3 separate regions of the Mus musculus genome follow, and regions 1 and 2 are each linked to region 3. The links are chromatin loops, found by intact Hi-C in ENCODE. Cell type or tissue: heart. All regions are shown on one strand.

Region 1 (2,500 bases), 240 kb before region 3:
AAAACTCAGTGTACACATATGTGTACATAAAATGGAAAGAAAAAAGTGTCTCGAAATCAAGAGTGTTGGCACACACATGCCAGGAGGGAACTGAGGTAGAGGATAGAAGTAAAAACCAGCTTGGGTTACATAGCAAGACCCTGACTGAAAAGGAAGCTTCATCAAACTGCTTATCATTACTGCGAGAGGTCAGACAGTAATGAAATCAAGAGACAGGCCAGGTATGGTTGCTCATACCCATAATCATATGACTCCAGGCAAAGGCAAGAAGATTGATGTAAATTCGTGGACAGCTTGAGCTTCAGAGAGAGGAGAGACTGTATCAAAGAAAATATACAGATAGGGAGAGCCACTGTCAGGTTGCTAGAGCATCACATGATTCCAAGAAAGGCCAGAGGAGAAGCTGGCTGGTAGCTCAGGGATGGGAAAGAAAGCATGGTCCAAAGCTTCCCCCAAGACCTTTGTCCCTGATAGAGCTGTCTCTAAGGAAAGAGGGTACCAAGGTGCAAAAAGAGGCTAGTAAGTCAGGACCTGGGTGATGCTGGAGTCAATGTCGGTTTCAGAAAGGCACATACTAGCAGTTGGGAGGCTGAGGCAGGAAGATAGAGAGTTAGAGGCCAGCCTAGGTTACAGAGTGAGTTCTATATAGGAAAAACCTTGACTTAAAATAAAATGTGAGGGCTGACAAGATGGCTTGTAGATTTATTTATTTTATGTATAGGAGTGCACTGTAGCTGACTTCAGACACACCAGAAGAGGGCATCGGATCCTATTACAGATGGTTGCTGAGAAGTGAACTCAGGACCACTGGAAGAGCAGTCAATGCTATTAACCACTGAGCCATCTCTCCAGCCCCAAGTAATGGATTCTTGTTTGGGCCAGCTTGGCCCCATTTACATTTGTAACTACACTGACATTTTATTGTGTGGCTATGTCTGGAGTTTAGCACAGCTTGTGACAAGGACTATCACTGTGTTCTTGTGAGCTGGCATTGCTTAGATGTGGTGAGTTGCTGAAGAGCTCAAAGTAAAGAGACTTGACTGATGTCAACCAAGACAGAGTTGGTTGGAAGCTTCCAGAGAGCCCCAGGCCTCTGTACCATCCTACACAGAAGGTTGCTGGTGATGTGGAAGAGGCCACAGAAAGTCTGATCACCACTAAATCTCCAGAGACTCCATGCTCTGGACACAAAGGACAGCTAATAGGTTGAAATAAAAAATTAGGGGGGAGGGATCTCCATAGACTGGAACCAGGGAGCCCAAATCAGCCAGCCAGATCAAACTGAGTAGGAGCATATGTTAAACCTTGCTTGAAGATTCAAAACCCAGCTTCCCAAATACAGGCTGCAGGAGTATAACATTATAAGACTATGTGTCAAAAAAGACCAAGGGCTTTCTGTTGACCACAGACTTCTCAGAAGCCAGCAGTGTGACGTGGTAGCTAAGCAAACTAATGAAATCCTGAGCTGTCTGCATAAAAATCCTGTCCCCAGATGCGAGGAGGTAATAGCTTACTGTACCCCACCCGTCCAGAACATCGGCCCACATTTGCCAAGGCACATTGATGAACAGCCAAGGAGAAGTCCCCTGGGTTAAGGAAGTACTGTTTGTGAGAAATAGGAGGACAAATAAGGGACACTTTTCTCTTCCAAAAAGACTCATGAGCCTTGGCCCAAAGGAGCAACACTTAACACTCTGTAGCTGCACAAGCAGACTGAGTGCTCCTCCTGTGCCAGGTATGGAAGGAAGGGGCGTTACCCATGCAGCTCCCTCCCCCCAAAAGCCCGGAGGGAAGGGGGGCCACTCTCATTTGACTAAAAAGGTACCTTGCCTGTGATCACACACCTAAGAAGTGGCAGAATCCATCCAGAGCACAGCTTTGCTTGATGCCAAAACCTCTACTTGTGTCCTAATAGCTGAAGGCGAGCACAGGGTGTGGGGAACAAGGGTGGTTTGTATGGTCTGAGAAGGCATATCAGGAATCTGTGGGTGGGGACCACTAGCAAGTATGGTTTCAGCTCCACACATATGTGCTGTTGCGGTGTGTGTGTGTGTATTTCACTTTAACATTTTATTAGCGAATTCGTTTCATGACACCCCACCCCTATCCACACTTGACCCATACTTCATTTGAGTACCAAATCGTGGCCAATGATATTTCATCTTCTGCCCACTTTTGAAACAGGAATCTTCTCAGTAAGGTCGGGGATTTAACAGTCAGCCCTGGCCTGAGCTCTCACTGGCATCCAGCAGACACAGGAAGGGAGCTCTTTGTACCCGAGGGCTCGAAGCATCCCCGAGGCCCCTTTCCATTCATAGAAACAGTGAATGGCCATGCCTTAGTGCATAACTGAATCGATGGGGTGCAGGCCAAGGAGCAGAAGCCAGAGCTGCTATCTGGGAAGAGAAGAGTACTAAAATGTGCCTTCAGGTTGCAATACTTTCTGGGGGGGGGGGTGAGGCAGGGCAAGCTGGAGCCCATATGCTCCTCAGACCAAAAC
Region 2 (2,500 bases), 83 kb before region 3:
ACTTCCTTCTGCCCAAACTTGTGCACTGATACTGTGCAATGATAGACCATGGATCCCTGGACTTGGTAAACAACTATCCCAGAAGACTGTCAGCACACTGAGAGTGTGACCCTAATCCAATCCTGATCTGTTTCTCTTGCAGCAGAGACACAGCAGGGCCTCAATGTCAACAGTACATAGTCTTTGAAAGTGGTGCGGTGTGGGTGGTGGGTGGTTGGGGGCTGTGAGAGCAAAGGGCAAAGCTGAGCAGGGCACTATTTAGATCTCCAGAGACTGACTGATAGGGAGGGGGCGGATTAAGGGATGGGAGAGACCTCAGAGTTCTATCTACTATATAAAGGCTAACTAGACCCCTGGGAGATGATACAGGAAAAATCACAACACGAGGGCCAGGCTGTAGAATAGGCCCCACCCAGGCTTTGGGTTCAAATCTTCCAGTCTCAGGAGAAGCTGTGTCTGCTATGAGAACTGAAGAGTTTCTGATCTAGCCTGATCCACACCCAAATTCCAGCAGCTAGATGCTGCCAGCCTGACTCCCACTGTCTACCTACACAAGCCTGGGGGCTGTAGCACCCTAGACTCGAAGCCAGGAGCGACTTGCAGCCTCCAGGAAGGCTGGACAGGAGCCAGAACCTTCCACGTTGGCTTCTGACTCTTGCAGTTCCAGACCTTCAGAAGAGCAAGGGTAGAAGGAGCAGGAGAGGAAAGGTGGAGAAGAGCGAGCTGGAGAGGATGCAAGGAAGAGGGAAGCACGGGGAACGAAAGCTCGAAGTCCTTAAGGGGGAAATAAAAAGAAGGAGAGAACAGTCCACTGAGCACGGACTTGGGCGAAGACACAGGCAGAGCAGAGAATGGAGGGTGGGGGGTAATACAGAGACACCCCTAAAAGGGACAAGCTGTGGAACAGAGCAGGAAAGAGGGGTCGCCAGAGGGGCAGAGAAAGGACCCCAGCCCAGGGGTCCCCCTCCCTACATTTCTGTGAGCTCCCCAGAGGCGGTGGGGGCAAACTGAAAATGAAACACCTCGTCCCCGGGCCCAGGGATGTGACCCTCAGAGTAAGAGGATTAGGGAGGCTTCCAAGAGGAAATGGGGAGGGTGCCAGGAATGGGGGAGCCGAACATAAACTCCCGCTGCCCCCCCCCCCCAAGCCAGGAGAAAGCTTGCGGACCATCGCACTTGAGCCATGGAGTACCAGTGCCCCCTTGTGGCACAGGGCCGACTGGAAAACTGCTGGTGCGTGGGGGCTGGGGTGGCAGGGGTGGCAGGGGTGGTATGGGTGGTTTGCGTCCCACACAGGACTTTGGACTCCTGGAGTCTGCCGGTGTGAGAGAACATCTGAGATGGACTAGTGACTGTCCAGGACCTCCAAAGCCTGAAAAACATCAATGAAGACTGAACTGTGAGCCTGAGGTTCTCTGTCCCTCCCTCCCTTTCTCTGGAGCACACCAGGCAATCTGCAGGCCACAGGGCAGGCAAAGGCCTGCGCTCCCCTCCACTGTGCCTGCTCCAATGTTAGGTGTACAGCTCCGCTTTTAGTATCCCGGTCTCCCAGTCTCGCAGTCTTGTATCTGGGCCTCTAGGTGCCTCCCACTCAACTCCCAAGAGCTGCTTCCCTTGGTAGCATATGCATGAGTGCTTGCTGGTGCAGGGGTGGGGTGTGCATGTGAGTGTGCTTTGTGCACAGTGGCCTGTCCCAGCGCAGAGTGGAACTGGGAATGTCTTTTGCCTGGGAGAGTCAGGAGCCTTAGGTTTCAATTAGTCTTCATCATTGACTTGCTGTGCAATTTTGAGCATATTCTTACCCATTCTGTAAGTCTACCCCTCCCCATCTAAAGCCGGAAGGGCTGGTTTTAATGGTTTTACCATACCCAAAGACAGAGCTTGATTAAGAAAGGAGTCCCTACGCTCTTCACTGTGATTCCGAGAGGTGATTTGCACAAACCTGAGGACATCCCACCTAACCATGAGCTGGAACCTCCTCCAGTGTGCCCTCATCAGTGTCCCTACTCCACATTTGCCCAGTGAGGCATGTGTGTATGTGGGGTGGGGTGGGGTGGTCTGTACTCAGGCCTGCTCACAACCTGGGATGCCTTCTGTCCAGGAAGGGCTCACTGATGAGAGGGGGTAGTTCTGAGTCTCTCTTGCTCAACTCAGAGTGCAGCACCCGGTCTATTGGGTCTATTGGTGAGCTCCAGTCTGGGAGAGGAGAAATCTGAGCCTGCTGGCGGCTTCCCCAGGAGGGAGTGGAGTGTAGAGGTGAAGAGCAGCAGGAGGATGCACCTGGCTCAGCAGGAGAGAGCCCTGGGAGGGAGCAGGGCAGGGCACCCTAGTCCGAGGATAACCAGGGAGTAGGAGGAGTTGAGGAGCTCTGGTTTCCAAGGAAGTTTGATGCTTGAGCCTGTGGTCCAGGTTTCTGTATCTGCAAAATAAAGGTAAGAGCGCTCCAACGGCAAAGCAATCGGGAACAATAGATGAATTCACAGAGATCAGCAGCTAAGAC
Region 3 (2,500 bases):
CCTGTCTCCCAAGTCTTTCTGAATTTGAAAGCTGAAGTCATAGTTCCTGGGGGGACATGGGCTGCAAGCCCATCCCAATCACCTCATGCCCTGTGACCTTGCAACAGTGTGCCCTCAGTGTATGGGGCCCCTAGGCTGGACACACCTTCCGGAGGCCAAGGCATTTGGCCTCTACTCCTTACTTTACATATGCTTTAGGTATAGCATTTCTGCCTGTTAGTTTTGTCACTGCTCAGAGGGTCAGTTTACTGCACTGGGGGTCACAGAGTCCACTCTAACCCGGCCGCCTTGGTCACCGTGGGACCTTGGTTAACAGTCCAGCTGTCTGGGCCTGTTTCCTCATCTGTGCAATGGAGATTATAAGGGTGCCTGTTGCAAATGGTTGTCATGGCAAGTGAGATAATAGCTGGAAAATGCCTGACACATGGCACGAGCTCAGTACGTATTAGCTCTCTTTCACCTCCCTCATTCTCAGCCGCAGGGCCTGCCTAACAGCTGGGGGCATCTCCAGGCCTGTGTGTGAGGGAGCGCCAATGGGTGGGGTAGCAGGACAGTAAGCATATGGCCTAGATTTCCAGGGATGAGCCTAATTTTAAATATTCCATTCTGTGGTCATATCATGCATTAGACAATTTGGCCTGATTCTGAGTTTGAAAAAATAGGATCACATGGGCGGATGATGACATAGCACCAATGCTGCTCTCACGTAGCCCAGCGGGCCTGGGTTGGCAGAGCTCGGGTCCTGTCAGCACATAATGTGTGCACCTGTGTGGTGAAATTAGGCCAGGCTCGTACAGAGACCAGGCACCAGAGGTTAGAAAGAAAGAAAGAAAGAAAAGAAAGGAAGGAAGGAAGGAAGGAAGGAAGGAAGGAAGAAAGAAAGAAAGAAAGAAAGAAAGAAAGAAAGAAAGAAAGAAAGAAAGAAAGAAAGAAGGAAGAAAGATGTTTTAAACTCTGTGGCAAATGGGTGGGTTTCCCTGTACTTACCAAGTATACTGGCCTGGCCAGGGGCTGCTGTTTCATCTGGAATTGGGGGAGAATCCAGGCTGAGGCCAGTCTGTGTTTGATGACAGGTTGGCTGTGTGATCTCCAGCCTCACCTATGAGTCTGTGCACCCTGCTGTGAGGTGGGAATTTGGCTTGGGAGTCTTCTAAAGGTGTTTAGACTGGAAGTTCCCTGATCCCACTAGGGTGTAGTTGGTCCCATAGAGATGTTGCCAGCTTTGGCTTTCTTGGAACCTTCAGCCCACTGCTCCATCTCTGCTCAGCTCCGTTCCTTTCTCTGTCCCTCTTTCTGCAGTTCCCTCTCCCTCTTAGGCTCTAACTGGTCCACTTCTTCCCCTCAGATCTTCTACCCTCCCCGCCTTTCACAGTTGCTGGGGGACAGTTTTCTTCAGTAAACACCCCTTTACCCCACCACTGGAGGCCTCTTCTGCCGCACGCAGTGGCTCCGCCTGCACTCAGGGCACCAAGGTAGCCAATTTGGGGCTTGAAGAATGGGAGCTGGGCAAACAGAATAAAGATCCACTCTGCCTCCCATGGTCCTCTGCTGCCACCTTTCGGCAGTCCTGGGTGACACCATTCTGGGGGTTGCCTGGGCCCACAGGGGCCACGAATACTGCTCTAGCCAACAGGAATCCATTACTTTCAGTGTCCTGCCAGGCCTGATTTAAAGCTCATCCTGTAATCCGTCTTGCACCCCCCTCTGGGCCTGTCTCCTGTTTCCTTGCCTGTGAAATGGATGGAACTTGTCTTTGGCTCTGGTAGAGGTCCTTGAGGAGTAGGGGCTTGAGGGACACATGGCTTTGCATCCCATCCTGCCCCTACCACTTGCCTGGTGGGCGAACCGGTATGAATGCTTCCTCCTCCTTGGGGCCTTTAGACTTGAAATGGATGGTATGGGGAGACATAGATGAGAGAAAAGGGCCAAGACAGATTGCTACGCATCAGACAAACGGAATGTGGAAAAGGGCATATCATCTGTATCCACAGGCCTTGGCCACACTTCCATCTCTCCAGCCACACTTCCCCATTCATTTGCCCATTCACTCACTCAGTCATTCTTTCCATACAGAGTACAGACTCATTCATGGGGAAACAACATTCACTCTGCTCTGCCACTGGCTCTCTGAGGAGACTAGTCGGAATCTCCCTCAACCCCCCCCCCCCCACCTCCCGGCCTCTTACCCTTCCTCAGTGACACAAAAGGGTTAGAGCAGCCAGAGAGTTGGAATCCATTTCAAAAGGTGACTTTTCCAGCTGTAGGTATTCTTAAGACATTCTGGAAAACCAGGAATTCCACATCCCCACCCAGAGACCAAGCACACCACCCACCCGCCGACCTGCACACCCCAGAATGCCCCTGCCTCCATCCACTAGACCTCTGGGGATATAGCCTTTGCAGAGTTGCCTTTCCTCCTGTCAGCACTTTTCTAGGGCCAAACACTGGTCACAAGGCAAGCACAAAGAGCTACCCCCTGCGGTGGTATGAAGATTCAAAG

What was found. A loop is a pair of places that touch in the nucleus more often than their neighbours do. Peaks named below come from ENCODE experiments on the same cell type or tissue, not always from the same donor. Only the 100,000 strongest peaks of a DNase experiment are listed, where the experiment ranks them.
Region 1: it touches region 3 in a loop (2.2-fold over the local background); 2 of 42 quality-filtered maps call a loop at or near these places.
Region 2: a loop joins it to region 3, with 5 times the contacts of the local background. A loop is called at or near these places in 7 of 42 quality-filtered maps.

What each region holds. Positions count from the first base shown.
Region 1 is chrX:99,420,706-99,423,205 of GRCm38, forward strand. All of the region lies in intron 6 of Gm14812 (predicted gene 14812), which reads right to left. Among named protein-coding and RNA genes, the nearest start is that of Gm14812, 22 kb to the right of the region's middle. In heart, no CTCF peak of the experiment used is centred here; a DNase peak (open chromatin) is centred at 1,556.
Region 2 is chrX:99,573,762-99,576,261 of GRCm38, forward strand. No RefSeq gene overlaps it. Among named protein-coding and RNA genes, the nearest start is that of Gm31155, 18 kb to the left of the region's middle. In heart, a CTCF peak has its summit at 1,201 (motif pointing left); no DNase peak of the experiment used is centred here; H3K4me3 peaks cover 494 bases; H3K27ac peaks cover 288 bases; H3K27me3 peaks cover 1,881 bases.
Region 3 is chrX:99,656,701-99,659,200 of GRCm38, forward strand. No RefSeq gene overlaps it. Among named protein-coding and RNA genes, the nearest start is that of Gm41898, 53 kb to the right of the region's middle. In heart, a CTCF peak has its summit at 1,560 (motif pointing left); a DNase peak (open chromatin) is centred at 1,551; H3K27me3 peaks cover 2,113 bases.